2 separate regions of the Mus musculus genome follow, and region 1 is linked to region 2. A link is a contact called in ENCODE Hi-C or POLR2A ChIA-PET data. All regions are on one chromosome and are shown on one strand. Each heading gives the region's core, a stretch centred on a gene start or an enhancer-like site at or near the end of the contact. The rest is flanking DNA. Distances are from core to core; before and after follow the strand shown. Region 1 has its middle 18 kb from the start of Gm35533. Region 2 holds the start of Dusp6 (dual specificity phosphatase 6).

Region 1 (7,203 bases), core at 233-2,732, 900 kb after region 2:
CACCAGGATTTGTAGCTTGGACCAGAAATAGTGAAGGATAAATGGATTCACTTATTTTTTTTCCCCACAGTGGATGCTTACTCTATCAAGGTATGTTTAGGAAAGCAACTGTAACTGGCTGAACCCTTTACACACTATTATGTAGTCTTTCTTACGCCAATGATTCCCAGAAGTTTATTTCCTACTTGGGTGTGTACCGTAATAATTTCCTTTTCACATTCCAGATTTTAGGGTTACCAGACAAATGGCCTGCCCTGATGGCTGGCTGGCATAGAAGGCAGACTCCATGTGGTATAATTTTATCTCATTTTGGTGCCATCTGACTTTGGCCAACATTTCTACACAGATGTTATTTGCCTGGATTTGAGCTTTGAAAATTTATTATTTTGAACTTGTGCATGCTCTAGTGACTCAACTTTGAATCATCAACAATGAACATTATGTTAGTTGTCCCGGAGGATATTACTGATATAAAAAGAAAGAGGGAGAGAGAGAAACTCCCAAAGAGGGAATCCTATGTAGCAAAGATAAGGCTCATTCAGACAAGAGGGGACGGAGATCAGGATTTAATGACAATGGTTCTTTCCTTCAAGTAGAGGGAAGGGGAACCCAGGAAGAGAATCCTTGACCTTCCTAAATCATTTCTACAGAAAGGTTCCATCCATTGCTCCAGCAACAGCCAGCTCCACCTGCCCGAGGGCCTCATAAAATGTTGCACTAATTCCCTCTGAGTTCTCAGGTAAGGTTTACAAGGGGATGGACGCTAGATGTTCTGCTGTGCTTCCTCAGTTCTTTCCTGCTTTAACTATGTTCCGTGTGTGTGTTTTTGTATTTTTTCAAATGAGAAGACTTGGAAAGGTTTGCCAGAGGTAGATTTGAAAACCATTCCAGTTAAGTTGTTGGACTTTCAGTTAACTAAGGAAAAGAGAACTGGGAAAGAGATCCTTACTGAAGATTCATAACCCATAGTTATTTGTAAGTGGGTTCATTGTTACCCATAGTTAATTATAATTGTAACTCTAAAAGAATTGTATGTAACATGTCTCATTTTTAAAGTCATACACCTATTATTATTATTATTATTATTATTATTATTATTATCATCATTATTATTATTTTGCCAATTCTTATCTCTTCTAGTGCCTTCCATAGTCTCGGAACAAAGATATCCCTGCCTCTACTGTTCCAGTCTAAATAATAGGTCAGGGATGGAGTGGTGCGAAGCAAAGAAGACCGGAGATACCCAGGTGCACAGCCAGAGTCTAATCATGACATCTTTTCTCCCAGAGCTTTGGAGACTCTGGACAAATCTTTCTGAGCCAAAGTTATCTTTCTCTAAAAATGCTTGGCTAGCAAGATGACCGTGGTATACTGTGGTGCCTGTCCCAAGGATGTTCAGCTAGGATGGACATGACTTCCAGAAACAGCACACTCAGCTGAAAACAACTTCCACTCTAGATGCTTATTTGATTTCAAGACCAGGAACTGCAGTGATTAGAGAGTCTCTCAGCAGCTGCTAGATCTGGGCGGGTCAGTGTGTGCGATTCTGTGCTGCTGGAGCCCCAGGTATCATATCGTATCTGGAAACCTGCAAAACGGGGGAGGGGGCATTTATCTTTGCATGTCTTTCGTGAGGAAGAAATTCTTCCCAGAAGGCGCAAGAACTTCTCTTCTGATTTCATCAGGTTGGTCTGGGTAACATGTGTGTTTCCCAGACCCAACAGAGTTGTGAAAGTGAGCGATGCACATTTCTTTCTTCTTGTGAGAAAGGCACTGTAGCAAAAGAAAAGCTGGGAGGGTCGTGGGTGTAGGGTAGAGAAGCTGTGTGGGCTCTGTGTGCCCTGTGCTGCTCGGCTTAGTGAACATTGGAGAGAGTTAGTTCCTTCCTGCTTCTATTTTCAGCACAATACTTCAAGTGCTCGCAGACCGCAGACTGGTGCCTGACCATTGTCCTTCCGTGAGTGCTGAATGGCCTGCCAGCTCGCAATCCCTTCTCTCAAACCAGGCTGACTTCTGTCCACCATGTAAATTCCTAGTTCTAAAATATAGCGAAACTTCTTAATACAAAAGTAAATCAATAACCAAGCCAAGCCAAACCAAACCAAACAAAAGCAGAAGCTAAACCCAGCAAGGAAAGCTACTTGCCTTCCATGTCAGGCATTCCTCTGGGGTCACGTGCTCTGACAGGAAAGGAGACATGTAAAAGCTTCCATTTTCATCGTCTTGCAATTTTAATAAAGTAAGTGGTGTCTCGAAGCATTTTCCAGCTGGATCCTTTTGTGATGTGTGATATATACTTTATGTTCATGCTGGATGTATTTTTCTCCTCAATCTGTTTTACCCAGGGCGAAAAATGGTTTTTGTTGTTTCAAAAAAAAAAAAAAAAGACATACTAAATATTTTTTCTTTTTTTTTTATTAGATATTTTCTTTATTTCCATTTCAAATGTTATCCCTTTTCCTTGTTTCCCCTCTGAAAAATCCCCTATCCCTTTCCCCCTCCCCCTGCTCACCAACCCATCCACTCCTGCTTCCTGGCCCTGGCATTCCCCCATACTGGGGCATAGAGCCTACTCAGGACCAAGGGCCTCTCCACCTATTGATGACCAACTAGGCCATCCTCTGCTACATATACAGTTAGAGCCATGAGTCAGGCACTGGCAGAGCTTCTCAGGAGACAGCTGTATCAGGTTCCTGTCAGCAAGCTCTTGTTGGCAACCACAATAGTGTGGTTTTGGTGGTTGTTTATGGGATGGATCCCCACGTGGGGCAGTCTCTGGATGGTCATTCCTCCATTCTCTGCTTCACACTAAATATTTTTAATGAATGTCATTTCCTAGTTGCTACAGCAGCAAAGAAAAATAACGTGAGCAAGGACCTTGGAGAAAGAACAAAGCTATCAGTCAGAGGGAGCTAGATTTGAGCTACAGCCCTGAAGACTCTAGAGCTGGTCGCTGTATGTAGAAACTGGGGCCTCCTGCATTTAATAAAATTCTAGGAGCAAAGCAGAGACTACACTAAAATTAGTTGACGATGACAGAGGCCTTAGAAGCTATACCTAGAAAAAAAATGTATAGAAACTTTTAAAGCAAAGCGGGAAAGTATGATGTAGGCTTTCCAACACAAACATTGTGAGTCAGGGAGTTCAAAGACAGATGAGAATACAGACCACACCAAACCAAAGATGCTGCTGACTGTGTAGCTAGAGCCCTGCCTTTCTCGTTGATTATGAAAAAAAGATTGGTACAATTCACAGCATCTGCTGTGACAACATAATGATTATTTATGAATTGACACAATAAAATACACATAGAACCATACATGTACATATGCATATAAATATTTAAATATTTAAAGTGCCCCTTAGCCATAGATACCTGCAAGATGAACATGGTCAAATACAAAAAGTCAATTCTCCAAAGGCCAAGACAGGAAAAAAGTAGCTTTTCAGCTTTACCTTAATAGAGATAAACTCTGATTTTGTGTGTTCCTTATGATAATTACTGGCGTCACTATAATCTCCACACTCCCTAAGCAAAAGCAGATCTCTACGACTTCAAGGCCAGCCTGGTCTTTCTATCAAGTAGCAGGCCTGCCAGGGCAAAATTAGAGGATCCCATATCAAAAACAAAATGAGCAAGCTAAGAAAAGCCTGTGACATTTTTAGTGTCAGCAAACGACAACAGTTTTAAATTTTGGAGTTGGAAGATGAGTTTACTAGTTACAAGAGAAACATTTGCATTATTTGGTATTTATTTTTCAAATATGTCTTACATGTTAATTTATTCCTCTAAAATGTATTACAAGTCTCTATGTGTTATTTTAATTCCATACTGATAGGCTGTTTCTCCGCTGCCAGTGAAATAAGACAATTCAAGCCAGATTAGATTGTATCAAAGGCAGGTTTATTGGGGAGCTGCTCTCAGGCAAATTCACTGGCCTCAAGGTGGGAGACCAAGGGAAGTCACCATGGGGGTGGGGGTAAGGCTGATGGCACACACAGAGACAAGAGGCAGAAAAGGGGAGAAGGGAGAGAGAGGGGAATTAAGAGGGAGAGACAGGGAAAGGAGAGAGAGAGGGAGAGAGAGACAGAGACAGAGACAGAGAGAGGGACAGAGACAGAGAGCTCCCAAAATGGTTGAGTTATATAGGGAGGAGCCTCTGAGGAAAAGGCAGCCTAGCCCATCACTGAAAAGTTTAAGGTTGGAGAGCAGCAAATGCCAGGCAGGGACTGAGGCATGCTTGGAGAATCTGGAGGCCAGGTCTGCTTTGGTATTTAGTCCCTTGTCCCAGGGTTGGAAACCAAACACTTACAGCACTTTTTACAATGGACTGCTCCCAAGATTAGCTTAATAAATTTTGGACATCTCATTCTGACTCCAGTATATTCCTTATTCCAAGTCTTCTATATTGATAATAGTATATGGATGTGCTTATTTATGTTAGGTTTGATGTTATTTTGAACACTAGATTTCGTGTTTTATAAAAAGATAAGGAGAGAAAGAATATGTTTGATGTATCTGTAGTCAGGTGTGGGGGAAGGGGGTGCCTCTGCGGGAACCAGCCACAGGATGGCACAGTATAGAATAGAGTTTATTTAGAGAATGGGGAGGGGAGTTGAGAGGGCAGTAGAGACAGAAAGGCAGAGAGAGTAGAGGAGTAGAGGCAGATCATGAGTACATGGAGAGAGAGGGTGGTGAGGGAATGGGGAGAGGGCAGGAGCAGGAAGGGGAAGAGCAAGACCAAGAGAGGAGCAACAGAGAGAGGAGGGGCAAGCAGCCCCTTTTATAGTGAGCCAGGCACATCTGACTATTGTCAGGTAACTGTGGAGCAGAGCTTTGACAAAATGCTAACACTAGAGAATTAGCTCTTCGGTATAAGTGCTATTAATTTTCAGTATTTTTGAAACTGTTGATTGGTTTATCCATCAACACTGTGATCTCAAAAAACGTGCTAAGAAATTTGGAGCATTTAATGTTCCTTTATAAGTAATGACAAAGACATTATTATCACTGTATCACATGCTGCATTTGCACTAACAAAAAATAAAAAAAAAACCCTAAATCTTCAGAATTCTTGCGTACTGCTTATGTATGCATCAATTTAAAATTGTATGTGTTTCTATAAGTTTTAAAAATTGTTTTACTGTTATTGGTATGTTTGTATACCATGTGTGTGCTTGGAACTTGTGGAGTCCAGAAGAGGGCCCTGGATCCCTTAGAACTTTAGTTAGGGGTGTGAGCAACCATGGAATGCTGAGACTAGAACCCTGGTGCCCTGCAAGAGTAGCAGCTTTTTCTAGCCCCCGAGCAGCCATCTTTCCGACCTTGTGTTTCCAGAATTTTAATTTTTAAACAATGTATTGTTGTTGTGTTGGGTGTGTGTGAATGTGTGTGGATGCATGTGGAGGTAATGTGTGTTTCAAAGCACATGTGGGGATATCAGAATACAACTCCTCGGTGGAGTCAGCTCTTCTACCTTCACATTAGATCTAGGTATTGAACTAAGGTCATTGGGTTTGTATGACAAGGGCTTATTGTTGGTGGTGGTGGTAGTGGTGGTGGTGGTTTCTCTGTGTAGCCCTGACTGCCCTGGAACTCACTCTGCAGACCAGGCTGGCCTCGAACTCAGAAATCAGCCTGCCTCTGCCTCCCAATGCTGGGATTAAAGACGTGCTCCACCACTGCAGGACTTTAGCCATTGAGTCTACTCAGTTGCCCAGTTTCGAGACTGCTTTGTCTTGTTTCGTTCTGTTTAAATCTTATTTTAATTGTTTTAAGATTTTCGTACTTGTCAGCTTCTAGATTTTTATTCCCTTAAAGTGAATACAGCTCTTTCTCCTGCAATTGATGTATATTCTTAGCTGGGAAGTCATAAGAAATTTAATGCTAGACCACAGTCTTTAAATGCTGGGGTTGATCCATACATATTTGTATCATAGGATAGAGGGACAGATGTCCTCGCTCTCTAGTTTTTCATGATAACTCAGGGCTGAGTATTATGTGACACTGAAATAAAGGGACTCATTTAAGAATGCATTTGACAATCCCTGACAAAGCCTCCAGGAATCTGCTCATCCCCAAGAACTGGCCTCCTCAGAGTCAACAGTTAAAACTCTCAAAGAGGGAGAGCCCTGTTTGTTTACTCTATTGTAGTGTGCTTTCAAAGCACAATGGTGGGAGAGGTTTGTTCTAGTTTTTCCTGCAGGTATTCCCTGGAGAATTCATTTAAAAAGAACACAACAGGCTCTCTGTGCCTCTGCTGCAGCAGACTCTCTCTCTAGCATTGTTTCAGCTTAACCCCTTTGAGGTGGGACCACGCCTTTGTTTCTGACTTCCTGGACTCTAAAGGTTGAATTTCAGGTCACCTTAGTACACTTAGATTTCCCTCTGACCCATACAAGCTATAAATTTTTCTTCAAAAACAATTAAAATAAATACACGTCATTAGATGGACTACTGCAGTGTGGGAAAAGTACAAAGACTAGTTGCTTTCTTCTAGACGTTGTTATTCACAGAGGCAGAAGAATCCATTGCAAGTGAGGTTGCTTCCAAAGATAGTGTTTCAAGAGCATGAAGCATATGTAAGACCGGATGAGAATATAATGTTGAACAAGACCAGATTCAGCTTTGAGCAGAATTAAGACTCATGGAGATCTGTGGTTAACTCGTCTATCCCTGCTATTTTGTCATGTTTCCCTCACAGTGCACCGATGTTTGGTCACTGTATTTTTTCTATTCAATCTTTCTTAGCAGTTCAAATTTAACTAAGTTAGTTAGAGGTTCCAGGACTAATCTTTTAAAGTTTTCCTGTAAGTAAATAAAAGATTTACTGTGAGCTAAAAGAAATCACAGTATAAAGTGAAATATAATTTTGAACATGGACATAATTTGATAATTATAAGCTAATGTGCTTATATATGTGACACCCATCCCACGCAGTTATTCATTAGTATCCATGGTGGTGGTTACAGGACCACCCAAACTACCAAACCTCACAGATGCTCAACTTTCCTTTAAATTAAACATAGCATTTTATATAACCTATTTGTTGTGTCTTATAAAAAGATAAGGAGAAAAGGAATATGTTTGGTGAAGGCTCAGTAATGTGTGGGGGGACGGGGTGACTTTGAGGGCCCACACTGAGGCATCTCTTCCCCCTGAGTGACTAGCCACATGGCCAGTATAGTATAGAATAGAGTTTA
Region 2 (7,105 bases), core at 2,430-4,929:
CATGCGCCACTACTGCCCGGCTTCAATTATATTATTTAAAAACAACAAACAAACAAACAAACAAAACAACATGGGTTCTGGGGATCAAACTTGAGTCCTCATACTTACAAGAAAAGCCAGTACTTTACCGGCTTGTCATACGGATTTCATTCCTACTACTTCCCTAAAACGTGGAGTGAGAGAAGAAATGAAGTGAGTGAAGAAGTGAAGTGAGGCCCAGGGCTGCCTCCATATTGGTGAGTCATACAGGTAAGGTTTGAATTCAGGCCCATGCTCCTAGCTAAGGAACTGTGAGAGTTAGAACCCACGATACATACCCTAAGGAAGAAAGAACTATTAATCTTGTGAATGGTTGACTAGTGAAGAAAACCACTGGTGTGTGCCACGGAGCCTTACCCTCCCTTAACGTACGTGCAGTGTGTGCAACAGAACCTGTGGTCAAAAGCTGAAATGTACAACTTAGGCAAGTTAAAATCTTTGTGTCTTAGCAGGAAGTAGGAGCTTAATGATCCTTGGACGTGGTCACCTCAATTCTGGCCTCAAGCCCTGAGCACCTTCTCTGCTTTAGTTTAGCCTCGGGTCAATTCCTTCATCTTCCTTACCTAACTTGTGTTAGGTTTTCTAAAGACTGCACAAAATTACTCAGGGAGACACAGAAACAAGGCCGTGTCCACCCTACAGCACCGTTCCATAAACTCTTTCATCTGTCTCGGTGTAATGAGCCGAAAACATTTTTTTAAAATGTGCATTGGTAGTTTGCCTTCATGTATGTTTGTATGAGGGTATGGGATTCTGGAGTTACAGTTGTGAGCTGCCATATGGGGGCTGAGATTTGAACCCGGGTCCTCTGGAAGAACAATCAGTGCCCTTAGCCGCTGAAACATCTCTCCAGCCCCTGTAAACCAACTTTTTAAAAGGCAACCTCAAGAAGTTAAGACATCCCAGTCCACCAAGGTAACCTGGGTAAGGTGTCATTTGAGCTGGAGTAGGACATCTCTCTCCTGCTTTGCCCCATTATTAAACTAGAGTGAATTAAACTGTTCTGAGCAGACCTTTGAGGGGTTAGCTGCAAGTGAGGAACCTGGCAGGCTATCAAGCAGACTTAAAAGGGAGTGTTTGGGGCAGGAAATTAAAAAACAAAACAAAACAACAACAAAAAACCAACCAAACAAAAAAAGCAAACAAACAAACAAAAAAATCCGACCTTGGCCAAAAAACCTCCCAAAGTGCTCAAGCCATTTTGCAGGTTAGCTCAAAAACATATAAGCATATCAGCTAACGGGCATGACATTCCCACACATGGTGCCCACTTAATATTACAAAGACCCTGTAAAATACAAGAAAGATGACAAGGAGAAAAAACTGTAACTGGATATAGTTAGATCGAAAGGTCAAATTTCCTGAAGGAAGTGGGAAAAAATTCAGACTCAGAAACATAGGTACAAATGCTTAGAGCTCTCCACCAGTGTGCAAAGATATTATTATCAACCTCCCAACTGTCTGGTGCTTCACTTCAAATTTTGGTAAAGAAAAACCCAACCTGCTTCCCTCTTCTGTTTGGAGGTTGAGGCTTGTCCTTCACGTTTCCGCGGAGCACCCCACTTCCCTCCTCCTAACCATTGGTCCCACAGACTGAAATGTCTCAGGGTGGGAAAACCTGTAACAGATGGGGAAGGATCTGGGGGCGTCAGCTGCAGCACAGGCCTACCCCAGCGGGAGTTGGAAGCTAGCCAATGAAATATGGGCGTTTTGTTCCCAGTGCTGCCCAAAAAAGGCGCGGAGAGAGGTTGGAGGCAACCCCCATTTTCATCAAAACGCTCCTTCTGGGGCGCCTGCCTGCGGGAGGGCTCCAAAATTGGCTACTTGGACCTCCAAGTCGCCCTGTTTTAGCCCACATTTCCCAAACCCCGGAAGAGGCGGGTGATTAAAAATGCAAATTGCTTTGCGGGCGACAGTAGGTAGGACCCGGCTGCGAGGCGCTGGGCTGGGGAGATCCCGTGACCTTAGACGCCCTCCGCGCCCCGGATTCGGGAAGGGCCGCAGCCGGCGCTTCCGCCTCCCGGTCGCGGCCGGACAAAGCCCAGCTCCTTTCCCTGGGACCCGAGGGGCTGACCGGATCGGGACGCGCGCCTTCCGCAGGGCCCGCCGTCGCCGCACACAGGTGGTTTTCCGTCCGGGAGGGGCGGCCTCTGCACTTTTATATAACAATAGAACCGAGCGCGCCGGGGATGCGCTCTTGTCGCCGTCGCGGCCCCCGCCGGCCACGCCTCCATCCGGCTCCGGTGCCGCCTCCGTCCTGAGTTGCCTGCGGGTGGTGCCCATGAGACTTCCCAACCCTAACTCTGGAACCATGGGGTCCAGACAGGGACACCTCTGGCTCCTTTTCCGCTCCAGGTCTCTCACTAGGCGACGGTTCCGCGACGGCCTTACAAGCGATCACGGGGTCGTCGCGTGTCCTGCCCCCCCCCCCCCATCCCCCAGAGCAGCAATGCTGCGGCCAAAGCGCAGCGCGCAAGCGCGTTTGGAGCTGCTAGCGTGCTCCTTGCGGGGCCCGGGGACCGCTGCAGCCTAGAAAGGATAGGGGACCGGCCTCTGTCCACAACCGCCACTGTTTACGCTTGAGTTCCCGCAGGCTTGCAGGTCTCCGGGGTGCAGGAAACGTTGGTGAGGCCTGTCGTCCCAGGCACCTAACCTAGGCTGCCTTGCCAGACCGGTTCCTCTTAGAAACCAAACTCTGCTCTTGGCTCCAGATCGTTAAAGGAGCTCGACTCCCCAGGCTCGATGGGTGACCGGTGATGGTGGTGGGGAGCAAGATCTCCGGAACAATGGCTCAGAATGCCCCCACTTCACCGGAGCAGAAGAAAAGTGCAGGGATAGCTGACAAGGTTTTGGGTGCTTACACCACCCGCCCCCCCCCCTCCGCTGCCGCCAAGAAAGTTGAGAAAGCCCGGGGTTGGGGCGCTTCTGGTTTTCTGGACAACCAAACGCTTGTTTGCTTAGTTGCTTTAAAATGTTTCAACAAAACACTAGTTTGTTTCTAGAGATGTTGGATTAGCATTTAACACTTCGTTGGGTCGCTAAAGCCCAGGCAGTCCACCAGTCCCAACACAGCCTCGCCTAAAAGGACATTAGAACAAACAGAACTAGACTTTTAAAAGAGCCAAACAAATGCCACACACGATCTAAAGGAGGACCGGGTTGGGGGTGGGGGAGCAGGGGCGGCGCTATGGCGGGCTTGGATCTAGCGTTAAAGAGAATTAAAAAGGGGGAAAACCCCTCAAGTTTTATTAAGGCTAACTTAAGATTGTAAGCGTCGCGAATAAGGGCTTTTGTGCTTGCTAATTGCACTACTGGTGCGCAAGAGTTAGACGCGAAGTGTGAACTCTAAACAGAAGGAAACACGAGACAACTTTAGTGCCCTGGTTTATGTGCCCTGCTCCTCCTCCACCGCCGCCTCCTCTTCTTTCTCCTTCCTCCCGCCGAGCCCGCAGTTGCAGCTTGTTTGCACTGGGGCTTATCCGGAGCGGAAATTCCTTTCCGTTTTTGTGAATGACAAACTCATTAACAATTCATCAACACAACCTGTTCCAGCCGGCCCGTCCCCACGGCAACAGCCCCTTCCGCAGCGCGCTCATTGGCTGACCGAGAGAATGTATCCATTGAGACGCTGGCTGTTTGTATCCATTGAGGAGCTGCCTCGCACAGGGGGTGTGCTCTCGCGGAGTCCTAGGGACTGTGAGCAAACCCAGTCTTGAATAATCCGGCGAGAAACACCGGGTTGGATCCGAGGTGCAGCCTCAGAGGGAAGGATTAAGAGCCGCTAGACTTTTTTTCTTTTCCCTTTTTCTCCTCTCAGTGGCACGGAGTCCGAATTAATTGGATTTCATTCACTGGGTAGGAACAAAACTGGGCACCTTCATTCAGAGAGAGAGATTCATTGACTCGGAGAGTGATCTGGTGCAGAGGGACCACCGACTTGACTTCTGTGTCGCTTTCCCTAACCGCTAGCCTCGGCTTGGGAAAGGCGAGGCGGAATCAAACCCCGCTCCGAGAGCGGGAGCTTCGCGCAGCGTGCTCGGCCTATGCCTGCCTCGAGGGGCGTCTGCTAGGCACCCCGCCTTCTCCTGCAGCTCGACCCCCATGATAGATACGCTCAGACCCGTGCCCTTCGCGTCGGAAATGGCGATCTGCAAGACGGTGTCGTGGCTCAACGAGCAGCTGGAGCTGGGCAACGAACGGCTTCTGCTGATGGACTGCCGACCACAGGAGCTGTACGAGTCGTCACACATCGAATCTGCCATTAATGTGGCCATCCCCGGCATCATGCTGCGGCGTCTGCAGAAGGGCAACCTGCCCGTGCGTGCGCTCTTCACGCGCTGCGAGGACCGGGACCGCTTTACCAGGCGCTGCGGCACCGACACCGTGGTGCTGTACGACGAGAATAGCAGCGACTGGAATGAGAACACTGGTGGAGAGTCGGTCCTCGGGCTGCTGCTCAAGAAACTCAAAGACGAGGGCTGCCGGGCGTTCTACCTGGAAGGTATGTTGTGCGCCCCGGGTGCAGGGCTCCGGGCTGGGACTGCAGGCTGGGGAAAATGTTAGCGAGGTAGCGATCGCCGCTTGCATTGCGCTTAGGGGAGCTAGCTGGGCCACCGTGGTAGCTTCTCCTTCAAGGGTTAATCAGGCACCTTTCTTTGGGTAGGTGTAGGATTAAGGTTCACAAGAGCTGGAAACGTAGTTCAGGGTGCAGCTTGGCACCTCGCAGCTCCTCGAAATATTAAGAAAAGTAATCTTGTGCATTTCCAGATTCAGGAGAATAAGTGTTCCCAGGGTAAGCAGCGGGTAGTGTTCCTAAAGGTGCGCATTGAAGCGTGCTTCTACCACTGCCGGGGGTTCCTAGGGTGCCTGTCCATAGTGTTCTTTGTGCTTCTCACTAGCTGTAAATTACTACAGCTTCTCCGGTTACAAGATTGCTTTTCTTGTTTCTGGCAGGTGGCTTCAGTAAGTTCCAGGCCGAGTTCGCCCTGCACTGCGAGACCAATCTAGACGGCTCGTGCAGCAGCAGTTCCCCGCCTTTGCCAGTGCTGGGGCTCGGGGGCCTGCGGATCAGCTCGGACTCTTCCTCGGACATTGAGTCTGACCTTGACCGAGACCCCAATAGTGCAACGGACTCTGATGGCAGCCCGCTGTCCAACAGCCAGCCTTCCTTCCCGGTGGAGATTTTGCCCTTCCTTTACCTGGGCTGTGCCAAGGACTCGACCAACTTGGACGTGTTGGAAGAGTTTGGCATCAAGTACATCTTGAATGTCACCCCCAATTTGCCCAATCTGTTTGAGAATGCGGGCGAGTTCAAATACAAGCAAATTCCTATCTCGGATCACTGGAGCCAAAACCTGTCCCAGTTTTTCCCTGAGGCCATTTCTTTCATAGGTGAGACTAATTTACAGTCATTCATAGAGTTGAAGATCTTAATCTGTTTTCCTGCAGGCTGTTTTGCTGGACTGCAGGTCTTCTACTGTCTTTAAGAGTGTTAATTCTTGTTTACCTTCTTGCTTAAAGGGAAAACAGGGCCCGTTGACGTAGCAGATCGGGGGACTATTTGAGCCATTTAATTCATACTTTTAAAAGGAGGCTGTTCCAATCAGCCATGTTTTCCTTATCTCTAGACGACAGGATGTGAGAGGAGAGTGAGTTAAAAGCACTCACTTGCAGACAAGAATTCTAGTATTGCATTATAATTAAAAAAATATATCTAGGAGTTATTTTAGGACACCCAAGTTAGTTGTTGGAAAGCAGTTTGAATACTAGCTGTTACCTAGCTGAGTGATACTGCAGGGTACTGGTTACTGTGAGCCTCTGGGTAACCTGATCCCCCGCAGGAAGGACTGTGGGCTGAGAGCCTAAGAGAAGCGAAGCTCCAGGCATTGTAGTGCATTTCCTATTACAAAGGAACTCATTTTCAGGCCATGTAGACATCCTGTTCCTTCTAATGGGCTGTCCCCTGTGACTTCCCTCTCTCTTTTAAAATGCCTGAATACCCCCATTGTTAGCTGCACAACAGTTGGGAGAATAATTTAATAGACCCTTGCAGTCTGCTTGGTCTGTATGAGAGGCATTCAGGACCGGATTGCAGGGTTTCTGGTATTCACAAGTTGAGGCAAGGAATGTACACACATTAAGGAGTTTTTTTGTTGTTAGAAACTTACTACAAAAGCTCCCTTTACAGGAAATAATCTGAAATATGTGATTGTGTTCAGTGTGCATGTTTATCTCCCGTTATACATTTTCTGGTGCCTTCGGGGGCTTAGTTGCCACATATAATTGTTGTTTACTATTCCTTCTGAATTCAGACTTCAGGCTAAGCATTTTGCAAAGGCTTGGTTCCTTTTTTTTTTTCCAGTCTAGTGAACTCTTGCCTTTTTTTGTGTGTGTTCCCGCAGATGAAGCCCGAGGCAAAAACTGTGGTGTCCTGGTGCATTGCTTGGCAGGTATCAGCCGCTCTGTCACCGTGACAGTGGCGTACCTCATGCAGAAGCTCAACCTGTCCATGAACGATGCTTACGACATTGTTAAGATGAAGAAGTCCAACATCTCCCCCAACTTCAACTTCATGGGCCAGCTGCTTGACTTCGAAAGGACCCTGGGACTGAGCAGCCCTTGTGACAACCGTGTCCCCACTCCGCAGCTGTACTTCACCACGCCCTCCAACCAGAACGTCTACCAGGTGGACTCCCTGCAGTCTACGTGAAAGGCACCCACCTCTCCTAGCCGGGAGTTGTCCCCATTCCTTCAGTTCCTCTTGAGCAGCATCGACCAGGCTGCTTTCTTTCTGTGTGTGGCCCCGGGTGTCAAAAGTGTCACCAGCTGTCTGTGTTAGACAAGGTTGCCAAGTGCAAAATTGGTTATTACGGAGGGAGAGATTTGCTCCATTCATTGTTTTTTTGGAAGGACAGGACATGCTGTCTCTAGATCCAGCAATAGGTTTGCTTCTGTACCCCAGCCTACCCAAGCAGGGACTGGACATCCATCCAGATAGAGGGTAGCATAGGAATAGGGACAGGAGCATCTGTTCTTTAAGGCCTTGTATGGCTGTTTCCTGTTGCAT

What was found. Hi-C counts contacts between places; a loop is a spot of excess contacts on that map. ChIA-PET counts read pairs that join two places held with the same protein, here RNA polymerase II (POLR2A).
Region 1: a map of heart shows a loop between it and region 2 (2.9-fold over the local background). The contact joins the enhancer-like site here to the promoter of Dusp6 in region 2. A Hi-C loop is called at or near these places in 1 of 37 maps with a recorded cell type or tissue (heart). POLR2A ChIA-PET finds 5 or more read pairs at or near these places in 1 of 5 experiments (Patski).

What each region holds. Positions count from the first base shown.
Region 1 is chr10:100,158,514-100,165,716 of GRCm38, forward strand. No RefSeq gene overlaps it. Among named protein-coding and RNA genes, the nearest start is that of Gm35533, 18 kb to the left of the region's middle. Within about 2 kb of position 1,483, at least 1 of the 3 ENCODE cell types and tissues checked has a DNase peak (open chromatin) inside an H3K27ac peak, as active enhancers do; it is heart, where a contact is called at or near this core.
Region 2 is chr10:99,259,552-99,266,656 of GRCm38, forward strand. It overlaps Dusp6 (dual specificity phosphatase 6), which reads left to right and starts at 3,680. Exons shown (of 3, transcript NM_026268.3): 1 at 3,680-4,540; 2 at 4,993-5,430; 3 at 6,441-7,105. The coding sequence starts at 4,141. The coding sequence ends at 6,748.